Linked DNA regions of Homo sapiens: region 1 is linked to region 2. A link is a loop called in an ENCODE intact Hi-C map of the cell type or tissue named here. Cell type or tissue: MCF 10A. All regions are shown on one strand. Links, peaks and the distances in the headings refer to the core of each region. The heading gives the core; the rest is flanking DNA.

Region 1 (8,644 bases), core at 2,096-7,095, 1.7 Mb before region 2:
GACAGTTCTAAAAGTCTTCTAAAAGTAACTTCTTCAAAATCCTGAGCTGTTAAGTTACAAGAATATTCAGAAGGAATGTTTGAAAATGATTTTGGAAGAACTAGTCTACAGAAATGACAAGCCACAAAACAGCAGGAAATAAGTCAGTATTAGGAAGGATTGAAATACACAATTCAAAATCATTGCTCAGGATACAAATATGAGTAAAAAAAAAAGACTTTAAAAACTCCCAAATTTCTGTGGAGTGATTTGAAACAAAATTGGAGCTCAATTAGAGAAAGAATTGCCCATATTTGTTACTTCTCTTTCAAATTGTGTTTTACTGTTATATTTTGATTCTATTCACTCATTTTTATCATTACACAATAACCTACTTTAAAGAAAATCATGGTTATAACCTTTTTGCTAGATTGGCAAATACTTGAGCAATGTGGTTTAAGTGAAAATAAGTTAAATCTGCCATACTAAGAATTTGTTTTAGTTCTCGTCTAATCATTTCTTTTTAAATGTGTACTCCAAACTAATTTTCAGTATCTTGAACTCTTAGAAAACAGAATGGGTTTTCAAGAAGAGGGAGATTCCTGGTATTTGCTAAAAATTTGAGACATATCTCTCCCTAAATAGTCTTTTTGAATATACTCTTCCTGTTTCCTAAAGAAAGAAATAATGAAGAGAATATGGTTAGTATAGGCGATTGAGATGTGGAATTGGGTGAATTAATCTTTTTTATTTTCATTAACTAGTGAGGTAAGCAATGAATAAAGAGAAAAACATTGGAGTATAATTTATATATTTTATAAGTAGATTTAACTAGTATCTTTGAGGAAGAGCTATTTTTATTGTCTTAATATTAGAGGAAGATGAAGTTGTACATATAGGAATTAGAACACATTCATTGATTTTCTTTCTTCACTATAATGTTGTGTAATATAGTTTTATAGACAGGAACCTTGGATGGAGCATTTTTTTTCCCTTTCATCTTTTTGGAACTCAGCCATTGTAGCAACTAAGCTTTGAGATATTATTTAGTTTTCATGATAACGCTAATAATTAATAGCCAGTGTACAGCATTTATTATGTGGCAGGCACTGTTGTGCGTGCTTTACACATGTAATAATTCTAACGTCCTATGAGGTGGGTCCTGTTACTACCTCCATCGTGTAACTAAGCAAACTGAGGAATGAAGAGGTTATATAACTTGCACAAGGCTACATAACTAACTTTCAGAACCAGGATTCTAAGCCAGGCAGTCAGACTTCAGCCTATGGTCTTAATCACGCTGCTTTATAGATAGCATATATTGATGATGTCGACTTGAATCACCCAAAGAAGAAAACAGAGAAAGTCACTTCTCAATATGAGTACAATTGTCCCTCAGGATATGTGGGATATTGGGTATTGGTGCCAGGGAACACCCCCCACCCCGCCCCTGTGCATACTCAACTCCACACATACTCAAGTCCTCGCAGTTGACCTGTGCTATCTGAATATACAAAACAGTCGGCCGTTTATATATGCAAATTTTGCATCCTGTGAATGCTATATTTTCAATTCACATTTGATTGAAAAAAATATGCCTATGAATGGACTTGTATAGTTCAAACACCTGTTCAAGGGTCAACTGTGTTGAGTTGCAAAGTTAAATATCATTAAGATTTGCATGATTCTTACTATAGTCCATAACACTCCACATTTTCTTGTCCTAAGCCAGGTGTAAATGTCAACCTATTAAGTGTCACTTTAAGTTCAATTTTATGTGTTCTCTCCTGTTTATTATGCCAATTGTTTATGTTTTCAGTGTTATTTGTTTTAAATCATTCATAACTGATGATGAGTATTCTTCTCAATGGATATACTTTCTTATATGATTTTTGAAGTGAAAAAAAGAATTGACTGTAGATAGAGTAATGTGAAACTTAAAAGATATAAAGGAAGGGTTGAACTTCCTAAAATGAACTTCTACTTCATTGGTTCTACAGTGAGAGATCCCTTCTCAGGGCTGGGGAACCTCTTGCTGGTTGGTGTCCTGAAATATATCATTTCTATCACATTGTTCACTGAAAACTTACCTTGCTATTGTTATTCTTGTCTGTCTAAACCAGTTTTATGGTAGTTATATTTAATCTCCTTTATCTATATTTATTACATTTCTTATATATATATATTATTTTTCACTGGACTCATTTGCTTTTCAGGACAAGATTTCATGAACATACAGCCAGATTAAAGATGAGCTACATCTTTATTAATATTTCAATAATCACTGTATTGGAATTTATAGAAAGTTAAATACTGACCCAAAATATATTATGGCTTTTGTAGGAGTAGATGAAGAACTGTTATTTGAGTCTTATGATACAGAAATAAACTTGTAAAGCCTCAGTTTCCACATTTCTGAAATGGGCATAATTATTGTAATATTTCTCTCATAGAGGTAAAGTGTACAAGGATTAAAATGAGATAATCTGTATAAAGCATCAAGCACAATGCCTAGCAAGTACGTGCTTAATAAAGGTTGCTGCTATAATTATCACATATCTTTTAATTTTTACAAAAAAGGTTTATTAATCCTCATTTGCTGCTGAGGAAGTTAAAGCCTGAGGGCCTTAAATGTGTTGCCTAATGCCACATAGCTAATAGATAATGGACCAAGATTGGAATCCATAAAATTAATTTATTCATTATTTTAAACTGCTGAGTCCTACCGTGTGCCATGTCCTGGTTTGGGTTCCAGTGATAGGATGATGCAAGTGGGCTACATGAGCAAGGGTTTGGCAAGAACAATTGTGCAGAGAATTCCAATAGTCTGGTGTGCTGTTGGTGTGCAAAAGAAAATACAATTAGAGAGAGTGGTATGGGTCCTGGATTGCCCCTAATACATGCAGAAGTGGAGGCCACTCCCAAGCCTCCACCCCTGAGCTTTGACCTGCTGCCAACCCTCTTGTCTTCCTGCTCCTGCCTGGTCAAGCATCATGAGGAACACTCTTCTTATGGATGAACACCCCTGGCTGCACATCTGTCCCCTAGGGGCACACACTACAGGTAGCATGGTCCACACTTGAGAGGAAGGATTAAAAAAAGAGGTTCATGTTGGCCTTGGAAATGGACTCTGGGCCTACTGTGTGCTGGTATGTTTAACAACTAGCTCTCTGATTATAATTCCTACGTGGTTGACATATGGCACAGTGGTTGATATGTTTATTTATGTTGATGAGCAAGTGAAAGTGAAACAAGCAAATAGAACTTCGCTTGTTAATTAATGAGGAGTGCAACTATTACGCTAAATTGTGTAATAGTTTTTAAATACTGGAGGAATGTTTTCTCATTTTTTGTATTAATACATACATGTAAAAGCTACAGACATGACACATTTTAAAGATTAATTGGTTTTATTAATATTTTCTCCATCACTTTCTTCTGCCTAGACAATGAAGAAAAAATAAATCCAGCCCTGACTTACAGTATTTGCTGATTTATATGGTGTATATACTCACACTAAAGCCAATTTCCAGTTACTAACATGATGTCATTGAATGCAGAGCTGGGAAGAGATGCATAGTCGCACACCATTGTCTAGTATTGCCACCATACAGATGCAACAGGCATAAATAACAAGTACATAAATAATAGTAAAATAGTTAGAAACTGATGAGTTTTAAATGCTAATTACCTTTGTTTTCAATATAACTGATTTAAGTTCATGTAATTTATTTTTAATAATGGTCATGTCTAACATCCAGCTTTCAAAATTTCTGAAAATATAACAATGGACTTTTGTGAACCAGTAGGAGTGCCTCCAGAACACCATTGTCTGAGCTGTTTGGTCATGGGATTTGTGTTCTTGGGTGTACAGAGCATTGTTTAATGGGGTGGAGGAATGTGTGGGCTCCCGGTGGGCATACCCCTTGGATACTTTATCCCTTGGGGAGACAGACAGCTGAAGAGGTAAAGAGAGATTCTTCAAAGCCCAGGGCCAGGTGGGGACCCTGTTTCCTCACAGAAAAGGACGGTTCTGGAGCCAGATCACAGAGTGCCTTTTAGTTTGCCTTCTATGCTTCTCAAGCAGTGTCAGATGTTCCTTGGTTGGGTGAATCTGAAAGTAGAATGCATTTTGATATGACATCAGTTTTACTCAGGAATTTGAGAGGAAAATCCACTATTTTTCTATTAAGATAAAGAATGTATCATGGAATGATATGAAAAATTTGCATTTGCTTTTCAAAGGTAGTGACACAGAACATAAATTTCATGCTCAGGGTGGTGTATTTCTGGATACCTCTGGAAGATTCTATCATTCTCCACTGCTATTTTGGGGCCTTCTGTGGACGTTGAGGCCTGTTGTGGAAGCTGGCTCCAGCAAACTACCGTTTGGGCTATTGGAGCACAGGATTCTGAGTTCTTGGGGATCCTCGACAAAGAGTTGATGAATCTTGAAGGAATTTAAGTTCTGAAAGATCTGTGAGAGCAGAGAGGGTAGAGACCTTTACTCAGGTCCGTCATTAATGGGCATGCAAGCTGTCCCTCACAAAAGCATCCAGCCAAGATGGTGGAAATGCATGCTAAAATCCAGCGGGCACACTCTTACCAACTTTGCCAACATAGAGCTGTTGGGTCTGTCTGCCCATGTGGTGTGCTTTTGTGTTAACTGTTCCCGAGGAGCATCTTTATGTTAAGTCATCTTCCACAAGGGGGTGCCATTTCCCAATTTGTCTGCCTGGGAATGGCTCTGTTTTCTCAAGCACAAAGGCACCCTATGTACTACTGTGCTAGCATGTGCTGCAGCTGGATTTTTTTGTTACTAATGCCGAGTGCCAACCTTAGAGCCTGGCATCAAAGAGGCTCTCGTTTGCTGAATGAGTGAATAGGTGTAATGCCATGGTGAGATTCATATTTCAAATAGATCTTTCTTGGCAAGCTGTGTAGAAGGTGACTTGAGCTTGCTGGAGCTGCTCTAACAAAATACCACAAACTGAGTGTCTTAAACAACAGAAATTCATTGTCCCACAGTTTTGGTGGCTAGAAATCCTAGGTTAAGGTGTCAGCAAGGTAATGCATCTCCTGAAGACTCTAAGGAAGGATCCGCCTCAGGCTTCCCTCTTAGCTTCTGGTAGTTCCTTGGTGTAAGGCAGGATAACTTCAGTTTCACATGGTGTTCTCTGTGTGTATGTGTGTGTCTGTATCCAAATTGTCTGCTTTTTAAGGATGCCAGTGATACTGGATTAGGGGCCCAGCCTACTCCAATATGACCTCATCTTAATTAATTACATCTGCAATGACTTTATTTCCAAATGTGGCATATTTCTAAATAAATTCACATTCTGGGGACTAGGACTTCAATGTTTAGGTTTTTGAGGGACTCATACCCATAAGAGATGGATTCAGAGGAGACCAAATGAGAAGCAAGAAGACAAGTCTAAATGAAAGATGCTGTGGTCCTGGAATTGAATAATCAGATTTTGGGTAGAGACAAGGATCTTTGCATTCTAAAATCAGCAATATATTTATTCATAGATGAGTATTAATTAGGAGGCTGTTTTCATTACAAATTGTACATTATCCATTACTGTGTAACAAATTACCTCAAAATTTAGTGGCTTAGAAAGCAGCATTTATGATCTCACAGTTTCTGTGGGTTAGCAATCCGAATGCAGTTTAGCTAGGTTATCTGGCTCTGTGTTTCTCATGAGGCTGCAATCAAGGTATTGGCAGGGGCTGCAGTCATCTCGGTTCACCATTGGGGGTGGGGCCACTTCCAAGTTACTAATGTGGTTGTTCACAGAATTCAGTTCCTCGTGGGTTGTTGGGCTGAGGGCTTCAGTTTCTTGCTGGCATTGGCTGGAGGCTGCCCTGAGTCCTTTGCCATGTGATCCTCTCCATACGGCAAATTACCCTCAAAACTCAAACTCACAACACAACAGCTGGCTTCAAGAGAGTGAACAGGCTAGAATAACAAGACAGAGCGTAAGGGAGGAATCACAGTCTTGTCTAACTCAATCTTAGAATTGGCCTCCCGTTACTTTTGTCATATTTTATTCAATAGAAGCATATTACCAGGCTCAGGTGACACTCAAAAGGAGAGGATTACAGAAGGGTGTGAATACCAGTAGGCAGGGGGACATCACTGGGGGCCCGCTTAGAAAGGCTACCCACACACAGGCTTGATTGTTTATGTAAGGATTTGCACTTGAAGTAGATGCTCAACTTTTAAAAAATATTTTAATTGACAATCAAAAATTATATATACAGTATTTATGGTATACAACATGATGTATGTATATATATATGTATATACTTATATATATACACACACATTGTGGAATGGCTAAATTATGCTACTTAACATATGCATTACCTCACATACTTTTTTGTGATGAGAACACTTACAATTTACTCTCTTAGCAATTTTTAAATATGTTTCTGTCAGTCATCTTGGATGTTATTTCTTTAATCCCATTAAAGCAATAGAAAGCCTCTTGCACTGGTTTAATTCTCGGTGAGTGCATGCTACACCACATCTCTTCTGCATCACCCTGGACCACTGGTGAGGCAGTTAATCGCTTTGATCCCTGACAGTGGCCTTGATCTTTTACATCTGGGAGTCTTGCTATTTGAGCAACTCTCTAATTGATTCAGGCCATCTTTCCTTTTTTCTGGTGTGAAATATTTTAAAAAGATTATTCTAGAAGCTGTTATAAATCTTAACTGAGGTAAGTATACTGAGGGTGTTAAATCTCTGTTTGCCCTACTCTTCTTATTAGAGAAGCTAGGACTTCTTTCCCAGATAGAGTAATTTCACAATAGAGACAAAAGCTTGGAATGCTTCATATCAAATCTGTGGTAGTTAATATACTATTTTCTTAAATTAAAAAATGCATTTAAGTGTGCTCCAATCTATAGGCATTCTTTTGAGACCTACATACCCAGAAATATGTTGGTACTTTGATGGATATAGATGGCCATGAAAATAACCATATGAATTTTCTGGAATTTTTCTTTACTTGAAATCATTTGTTTTTACATTTTCTCTGAGTTGGAAATATTTTGTTTAGTAGAGCTCTTTTTTTGCTAATAGATTTTTTTTCCAGTAAGATATGGTATATGGTAAGTTTGATTTTTTGTTTCCCTATTTCATGGTTAATGGATTTTGCTTTTTCAAGCTGAATTGTATGTCTTTCCCCTCTGACATGTTTCTAGCTTGAGGGAATGTAGTCTCCCTCTGGTCCATTAATATTAGCAATTGTAAGTGATGTAATCCTGTTTCATTTCTACTGTGGATTTTATACCGTAGTTGTAATTTCTCATACATAAAGTTGAATTTAGCTAAGCATGCATTTCTGCCATTTTTCCTATGAATATCTTTGCATTCCTAGAAATATTAACCATATATATCAGAAATTCATTTGCTCATACAAATATTCTGAATCATCATAGAAATACATGGTTTCATTTCTAAACTGCCTGACTATTTTATTGCCTTTATTAGACAAATAGATGTTCTCTATGCTTCTGAAAATGTTAAGCATTACATGGCAATCTTGAAAGGAATATCACCAGCAATGCTGTTATCAGAGGGACTTTATTTGATGCCTTTGGGACTTTATTGATGCCTTGAGTATGAACATGGTTTGATTTTTCTTCCTTCTGTTTTATCTCTAGTAAAAAGGATTCCTTTAAAAGTTAGTTGGCATGCTTTTAGGTCCCTTTGCCTTTTTTTGGGCGGGGGGGTGGTGTGGCTTATAGACAAATACACATCCTTACAGTGTTCAGAGCAGTAGACCCTACTGACTTTACACTGAGGCCTAACAACATCTGTTTTTTGTTGAGGATGATGATTTGTGACTGTAACTAATTGCATTTGCAATTCTTGTCAAAGAAGACCAAGACATGTGGCCTTGGGATTGACTTTGGTGCAGTAAAAAGAGCATGGACTTCGAAGTGAGAAAATCTGATTAGGTCTTGCCCTGTTATTTCCTAAATATATAACTATAAATGAGTCACTTCTTTGAGACCTAGTTGCCTCATCTGTAAATTGGGAACAGATATCATGCGTTTCTCATGCATAGCTGTTAATTACAAACCAGAATATGCTTGTCCTTACATAGATCTAAAAGTTCATAAAATAAAAGAGATACTGGATTCAAGTCTGTGATATCATTCCTTTTCTTCGATTGATAAAATGATACCATTTTATGTGCCATTTTCCATATTCCATATACTTTTTTCTTTAAAACTACAATTTACTCCTTCCTCTAACCAACTTTCCTCAACAAACACATATGCTAGCATCACTTTTTCCCATCCTGTCTCTGCATATATTCTTGCTGAACTTACTGAGTTTTTAAAATGTATTATTAATTGCTTTATGATGTATTCAATCTTGTACCTTTCAACATGCCAGGAGACAGAGACGATTGGCACAACCTTTCCTTCTTAAACATCCCTCCCCATTTGGTGGACGGTCATGCCTGGAGCAAAGTAGGAAACATAACCAGGATGACAGCAGTAATGGCGATGATAGCTCCCACACATCTCTCTGTTGCAAGCCATCTACGTATTATATATCTCAATATATTAGTTACATAATGTAATATAGAACATAATATATTATAATCTTCTTTTTGTAAGAAACTGAGACTCAGGTAGG
Region 2 (8,644 bases), core at 1,981-6,980:
CACAGTCAATAGTTCTTTAAAAATGCATTATAATAGACTTTACATTATTTATAGTAAAAACCTAGAAATACTGAAGATAATTAAAAATATGGCTTAATAATTTGAAAATAATATTTGTATTTTAAATATATTGTTATGCTAAAAAGGTAGCATTTTTTATTAGGTTGGTACAAAAGTAATTGTGGTTTCTGTCACTGAAAGTAATGGCAGAAACCTCAATTTCTTTTGCACCAACCTCATAGTTTCTAGTACATTCCTTGCTGAATTAAAGAAAATTATTTAAATGAATGAATATTTAGAACATATTTGTGTCTGAAACTCTAGAAATTTACACTCATTTAAACAAGTAATGAGGAATAAAACATAACATTTCCTGTTTTTATCTACAGAATTATTTATTTTTTCTTCTCACCTCCTTCCTAGATTACTCATTCTTTAAGGCCTGATCTTTCCCTTAACATGGAAACATTAGATGCGTTTTCTTGTCGGTTAATAGTTTCCTCATTTTTGTTTTTAACACTTAAAATGCATTTCTTTGAAGAGTTAATCATGAATTTATTATAATTGTACCTACTTGACTACTTTGTTGCTAGGTTTTAAGGTTCTAGATATCAAAACAATTGTAATTCAGCTTTATGTACTAAATGTAAAATTAGATGATGAGACTGACTGGATGAATGAATGAATGACTAGATAGTGAACAAGTAAAGGAAGTATTGGTCTGCATTTCCCTGATGATTAGTGATGTTGAACATTTTTTCAACTATTTTTTCAACTATGTGTTGGTGATTTGTATGTCTTCTTTTGAGAAATGTCTATTCTACTCTTTTGCCCATTTTTGACTAGGTTATTTGATTTTTTTGCTGTTGAATTGAGTTTCTTATGTATTCTGGATATTAACTTCTTGTTAGATGCATAGTTCACAAATAATTTCTTCCATTCTGTTGGTTTTCTCTTCACTCTGTTTTCTTTGCTGTGCACAAAGTGTTTAGTTTAATGTAATCCCATTTGTCTATTTTTGCTTTTATTGCCGGTGCTTTTGAGATCTTAATCAAAAAATCTTTGCCCAGTCCAATTTCATGAAGCATTTTCATTATTTTTTTTCTAAGTTTTCATAGTTTCAGGTCTTACATTTAAGTATTTAATCAAGCTAGAGTTGGTTTTTGTATACAATGACAGATAGGTGTCTAGTTTCATTCTTCTGATGTGGAAATTCAGTTTTCTCAGCACCATTTATTCAACAGAATGTCCTTTCCCCAGTTTTTGTTTTTCTTGCCTTTGTTGAAAATCAGTTGGCTGTAAATGTGTGGAAATGCAAATGCAAATCAAAACCACAATGAGCTATCACCTCATCTCAGTTAGAATGGCTATTATCAAAAAGACAAAAAAATAACAAATTCTGGCAAGGATGTGGAGAAAGGGAAACTTATGCATTGTTTGTGGAAATGTAAATTAGTACAGCCATTAGGGAAAACTATGGAGGTTCCATACACACAACACACACACAAAAGAAAACTAAAAATAGAACTACCAAATGATCCAGCAATCCCATTACTGGGTGTATAACCAAAGGAAATAAAATCAGTATGTCAAAAAGATATCTGCACTTACGTGCTTACTGCAGTACTATTTACAATATACAAGATATGAAATTAGCCTAAATGTCTATCAGAAGATGAATGGATAAATAAAATGTGTTATGTATATATACAAAATGGAATACTATTTAGCCATAAAACAAACTAAAATCGTATTATTTTCAGCAACATAGATGAACCTAGAGGACATTATGTTATGTAAAATAAGCTAGACAAATACAAATATCACATAACCTAACATGTGGAATCTAAAAAAGTTGATTTTATAAAAGTTGAGAGTAGAATGGTGGTTACCAGTGACTGAGGAGAGTAGGGAAGAGGGGTGAACCAAAGAGGTTAGTCAGCAGATACAAAGTTATAGTTAGACAGGAAGAATAATTACTGGTGTTCTATTACACAGAAGGGTGACTATAGCAAACAATAATGTAGTGTGTATTTTAAGATATCTAGAAGAGGCCACAACAAAGGAATGATAAATATTTAAAGTGAAGGATATGTTAATTAACTTGATCTGATCTTTATAAAATACATACATTCACTAAAATGTCACGCTACATCCCATAAATATGTGCAATTACTATGTGTTAATTCTAAATTAAAAAATTAATTTCTTAACAAGAAAAATAAATGAAGTAAATTTTTTTCTAGAGTCCTCTTTTTCTGCTTCTCACACTATGCCTGACATAGACATCTTATTCTCTGCAACTCCTGCCAGACATAAGACTTGATAGGGAAAGACTCTTGCTCAGCCCTCTTCAACTCTTTTTCCCCCTAATCTTGTTCACAGAAATTTTGTCCAGGGGAAGATACTGTATGATCAGCAGGGAATCAAGTTCAACAGAGGAATAAGAGAAGAATCTTTATACATTAAAAAGAAAAAAAAACTCACTATGTTTTAAAGAATAACAAAAGATAAATGTGATAATGATATAAATTCCTAAACTAAATCACATGTGCTTTTTAGTTGAATTTACATATAAATTTTGTGCCTCCAAAAAGATATTATCCCTGTATGAGTATGTGTCTTGTATTAGGTTGGTGCAAAAGTAATTGCGACTTTTGCCATTAAGAGTAATGACAAAAACCACAATTACATTTGGACCAACCTAATATTTTATTTTTATGTATCCTTCACTATACTTAATACAATGCAAAGTAGTCAATATGTAAACTGCTGAGTAATTGCTTAACCAAACTCTTATGTGTCAGAATTAATTAATCAAAACACCAAATGTACTTCTGAGACTTGATGACATTGTTGTTAATGAGCATTTGATGAGGAATAGAGTAGTGACAGTGTCTTCTAAATCATTTATGCAACTATCTTCATTATAAACTCTTTGTATATAGATTAATAGACTGTTCTTCATATGTCTTAAAAAAGTTTTGTGAAATTCACTTAAAAAATTTTAAGTAGAGATGCAAGTTTTAAGAAGCCATATTTGCTCACATTTGTTAAAAATGCTTAGGCAGTAGGGTTTTTGTTAATTGGAAAAAGAGAGCTAACACCTCATAATATAAAGTAAAATAGCAATTTAAAAAGTATAATAATTGTGATGTAATAACTTACGACTTTTGTTCAGGCTTCTGGATAACATATAAAGTAGAAATGTATTTGACCTTATGTTGTCACACATAAATGCACTTTTAATTTAGATAATATCATCCTTCTAAAACAGACTTTTTCCATAGCCACTCAGTTGAATAAAATGATATTTAAAAAAATTTAATAGCACTAACTGAAGGTCAGTGGTTCCTCATAGATACAAATGTTAAGCAAAGCTTTGTGATTGTTTTTTCCCTCTGGTGATGGTGCTAGGGCAAATAAGTTCCAAATTAGTAAATGTGCAATTTGCATTTTGAAATAACTCAATAGTACTTGTTGCATTATATAAAATTTATAATGATTAATTTTTAGAAATTTTCTTCAAAATATACTGAAACTACTAAAAGTAAAATATAATAGAAAGCAAGCATAGAATGTGTCATACAAGAGAATAATAAAAATCAGGTTATTTTCCCTGTCTCTATGCCAGTTCAATAATAGTAAAATTTAAAAAAAAATAGCTGTAGTTAAATACATATTTTGTGGGAGGAATTCTCACTAGAATTTCATTTCTTTCTTTCCATAGTACCATTAAACTACTAGACTATTTAGAGTAGTATTAAAAAATGAAGTCATTTCTTACTTTTAAAAGATGTTAGTGAGAAAGATAAAAATTTAATATGGTAAAATGAGTAACAGATGATTATTAAAAAGAAAAATTGAAATGGAAAATCCTAGAACAATCAGTAGAGTCATTCAATGAGAGTTAGTGTGCATATTTTTCTGTCTATTTTATTTCAATTTTTAATTCAATTTTTCTTTAAGTTTGTTTTAAAATCATTTGCTTCTGGAGATGCTACTCGTGAAAGATGTTTCTTCTACCAAAAATATTTGTTAAAGTATAAATGATATGTTTTTTATAGTTAAAATAAGAAGACAATCAAAAGTCTAATTTTATAAATCACATCGTTATGATCATACACAGATTTTTTTCTTTATTTTTTAATGCTTAAAGAGGGGAAGAATAATGAGAACAACTAACAACTCACAGAGAATACACTTGATAGATCAGGTACAATTTACCACATAGTGAGTGAGATCCAGAATTGTTAAAGTCTAGTTGCTCAATTAGGATGGAAGCAGGCCTCTGTAGAAAGTTAAGTTTAATTGAGGTTTGAGGCATGCTTTTATAGGAAAGGTTGTGGAGAGGGATGGTTTGACCAATACTACAGAGATCCTTGACGGCGTGACGTGTGCTGTCCCTAGACACTAGAGGGCGGTGCCGGTGTTGGCCGGAGATTAGCTCAAAGGCTAACGGGATGTGGCCCAGCCACAGCCTAAGCTCTTGGTCTTCTGAGAAGCAGCTGACAGAGGATAGCCCTGCCATGGCTTAAGCTTTCAAACTGCCTGTAAAATCTTGGGTTCTTATGAATTTTGGAGTCCAGTAGTTGAAGGTCAATAACTCACATACGGAGCCTGATAAGGTATGATGTAACATTCTCAAGGAGGGCGGAATTACACTCCAAATTTTTATCACAGCAAAACATATGTCACTCAAGTAGCAAACTATGTAAAAGTTTGGAATCATTTCAAATTTACATCACATTATATCTCTTCTAGAGATACAAGTCAGATTAATATGAGATCGTGAATTAAAAATTTGTTAAATATTTTTATTAGTAATATGTTAGATACACAGAACCAATTTAACATCTTTAAGGAAAGCCCTGTTAATTCAATTAAATACACTTAGGAAAAAATATGTATCTTAAGGAAAGCTTTTATAATATTAACCTGATAAAGTTTAAAAAATATTTAAACAGTTCATATCCAGGTTTAATATTTAGCAAAACATCAGTATTCTTTCAATGAGAAACAACTTTTACATTCAGTTTGTAAAGAATCAGTTTTTAACAAGCTGTCTTGGTCACCTGAATTAGTATTCTTTTATCAATGAATATATGTTTCAAAAATTTTATTACATGTAACACGCTAGTGGAAATATTAACGAATACAGCTTTTTTAACCACTTGCAATTTTTTTAGGATATTCAAAATTGAATTATTATGTAATAATGTATAAAGTTTTTAACATTAAGCATACTAATTTTCCAAGTGCTTTCCAAATAAAAAAAAGAATGCATTTATTTTGCTACAGCAGGAAGCAAAAAGGCTTGTGTTGCAGCATTCTTAGTTTTAACAATTTTTATTTTATTTCAACAAAGGTTTTTTTCCCAAGCATAAAGTAAAAATAGATACAGATAGATTGATAAAGATGATAATAGATAGATAGGTGATAGATAGATAGATGTAATATAACAAATGCTCAATTACTCATCAACCCAACTTAACAGTTTCTAAATTATTTCCTTAAATATTTTTTCCAAGTAGATGAGTGTGAACAGATATCTCTATTTTTAAAATGGCATTGAGGGTTCTTTGGTAAATCATTTTGGTTACATGTTTTGTAAATAACCTTTTTTAGCCTTTGTCTATTTGCTAATAATATATGATTTTCAAGTTTGATATATTAAAATGATATATGCTAATGCTAATTATATAATGTTATGTGTTTAATGAATGTTTTTAAATTTTTTGCTTAACTTTTCATTTTTTATCTGTATAGAATACACAATTATAACACAAATTTATTGTTTGTTATATATTATGCTTTCTGCATCTTGTAAATATTTCATATTTTTGTCATAAAAGTTTTAAATTTTGTAATTTTGCCTATCTAATCAGCTATTAATTTACGTTTATACTACGAGGTAGGAATCCTTCTATTTTTATTTTTTCAAAGGGGTATTTCTTGGGAGAAGCAGTCACTTGCACAGTCTTTCCTGTCCAATTGTATAAGAGTGTGCTTTGGGTTGGGAATATATCCTTACAAAGAAATTAAGAGCCTTCATAGCTTGTGCTTCGCCCATCTCTGTTTGGGAATTTCTTTATCTGTTCCAAATTTGTGTACCTTTTTGTTCTACTTAAGTGTGTGCATCAACTCCCGTACTATATGGGTTTCCATAGGGAGGGAATGGATGTCCTTTATCCGAATCACAAGAGGAATGTGTGCAGACCATCCCCTTGCATTGGCTGAGAGCCTGAAGCTCATTATTGAAGCTAACCTTTTCTGTTTCTACTCTATGTGAGCAAAACTTTGTTCCTTCCAATGCCAGTGTGAATTGTGTTTCCCTTGGCCAACCCAACACCTGAAAACCATGGAAGGGAGGCTGACTTCCTGAGACTACTGCTCCCGGCTATCAGCATTGTTATGCTATTTGACATCCTCTATGTGGTGAGACTCTTAACCTTGAGTTGGTAATAAGTATCACTTGCTCGGTAATATTTATTGATTCAAATTCTGTTTAGTGAATCAGTTATCTCTTCTTTGATTGAACTATTTCCAATATTGTCTAATAATATTCCAATAAGAGGTATAAAGAAACTTTATGCCTATATCTAGACTTTCCACTCTGCTCCATTGCTTTATCTGTTTATTTTGCAATGTAACAGCCATAATTGCTATAATTTTTAATTGTACTGATATTTTGTAGAATGAATTCCCTTATCTTAAGCTTTAAATCTAGTCTAAGGTAGACATGGAGATATTGGGACAGAAGAGATGTTGACTAACTTTATTTATTTTTACTATTTCTGCCTCTTGCTGGGCCTGTTGCTAGTATAAATGGAGTTTATAAACAAATTCCAAAATGTACCTTCTGTGATCATATTTATTACAAAATAGGCCCTTTAAAAACAAATTTCAATAATATAATTTTTCTGTGAAATAAGGCATTTCTGCCACATGTTGCAAAGGCTTGATACACAATCTTACTTGGAAGCACTGGACCTTACTCTTTCTTGTATTCTCTCGCACTCACTTTGCTATGCCTGACTATATAGAATTGGGTATGGAGGAGATGGAGGAAGAGGGGATGTAGGGGATGGAAAAACTCTGATTTGACCAATCTGATTCATGTAATCTGGTTCTGGATTTCTCTGGATGTGAATGGACAGAATCCATTTCTTGCAATCTGGTTCTGGATTTCTATGGATGTTAATCTCTTTTCTTAGCAGTGTATATTTTATGGGCTTTTCAAATTCACAACACAGGAACAGTTGACTCCCCAGGCCTGCTTTCTGTATCTTTCTACAGAATCACCTTTGTCCAGGTAGGAAATCTTAGGCAAAACCCCTTGATATGGTTTGGCTCTGTGTCCCACCCAAATCTCACCTTGAATTGTAATAACCCCCATGTGTCAAGGGTGGGACTAAGTGGAAGTAATTGGATCTTGGGGGCGGTTTCCCCCATGCTGTTCTCGTGATAATGATTCACTTTCATGAAATGTTGTGATTTTATAAGCTGGCATTTCCCCTGCTGGCACTCATTCTCTCTCCTACTGCCCTGTGAAGAAGTGCCTTCTGCCATGATTGTAAGTTTCCTGAGGCCTTCCCAGCCATGCGGAACTGTGAGTCAATTAAACCTCTTTTCTTATAAATTACTCAGTCTCGGGTATTTCTTCGTAGCAGCATAAGAATGAACTAATACACCCCTTCAAGATACTTGAGTCCAAACATTATCCAGGGACCCAATCAGTCATTTGGTAGATAGACTTCCCACAGTGTGTCTGAAAGCACAGAGTGCTTTGATTAGTACTCTGAAACAGTCTTCTTACTGGCTAAAGCTAAGGGTGTAAGAAAAACCTTTGCCTGAAAAGCATCCTACTCTCTGTCAGTGTTTATTTTAAGAACTCACTCACTGAGTTTGTGATAATGGTGAGGACCACCAATATTCTAAGCCGTGAGGATACTGGAGGGTAAGAGAAAGAGTTACCCCATACTCCAGCAACTCCCTTCAAAGAAATACCTTTTTAAAATATCTCCCTTAGACCGGCGCGGTGGCTCATTCCTGTAATCCCAGCACTTTGGGAGGCCGAGGCAGGCGGATCGCAAGGTCAGGAGATCGAGACCATCCTGGCTAACACAGTGAAACCCTGTCTCTACTAAAAATACAAAAAATTAGCCAGGCGTGGTGGTGGGCGCCTGTAGTCCCAGCTACTCGGGAGGCTGAGACAGGAAAATGGCGTGAACCCAGGAGGCGGAGCTTGCAGTGAGCCGAGATGGTGACACTGCACTACAGCCTGGGCGACTATATATATATATATATATTTTTTTTTTTTTTTCTCTAGTGGAAAAGTTTGTTCTCCATCTACTCAATGTATCCATCACTAGCCACACATAGCTATTGAGAACTTGAAATGTGGCTCATATGACTGAAGAACAGACTCATACATTTTCATAAATGTACTTTTTAAAAAAATCATTAATTTTAAAATTAAATTTACTAAAAATGAAGACCTAGAGTTCTTTTTGGGTCTAGGAGACCTAAATTTCATTTGTATGATATAAATAAATTGTCTTATATCTTGTTTTGTGAGAGAACTTAGAAAATATTATCTTCTTTTGGGCTCTAGGTGAAATGTTAAATAGAAGAAGTCCTG

The links. A loop is a pair of places that touch in the nucleus more often than their neighbours do. Peaks named below come from ENCODE experiments on the same cell type or tissue, not always from the same donor. Only the 100,000 strongest peaks of a DNase experiment are listed, where the experiment ranks them.
Region 1: a loop joins it to region 2, with 22 times the contacts of the local background. A loop is called at or near these places in 2 of 110 quality-filtered maps.

Annotation. Positions count from the first base shown.
Region 1 is chr12:72,341,838-72,350,481 of GRCh38, forward strand. The region is part of intron 2 of TRHDE (thyrotropin releasing hormone degrading enzyme); the gene reads left to right. Among named protein-coding and RNA genes, the nearest start is that of TRHDE-AS1, 73 kb to the left of the region's middle. In MCF 10A, for the core only: a CTCF peak has its summit at 4,689 (motif pointing right); a DNase peak (open chromatin) is centred at 4,694.
Region 2 is chr12:74,017,616-74,026,259 of GRCh38, forward strand. LINC02394 (long intergenic non-protein coding RNA 2394) reads left to right here and starts at 4,465. Exons shown (of 3, transcript NR_187487.1): 1 at 4,465-4,628. In MCF 10A, for the core only: a CTCF peak has its summit at 4,390 (motif pointing right); a DNase peak (open chromatin) is centred at 4,426.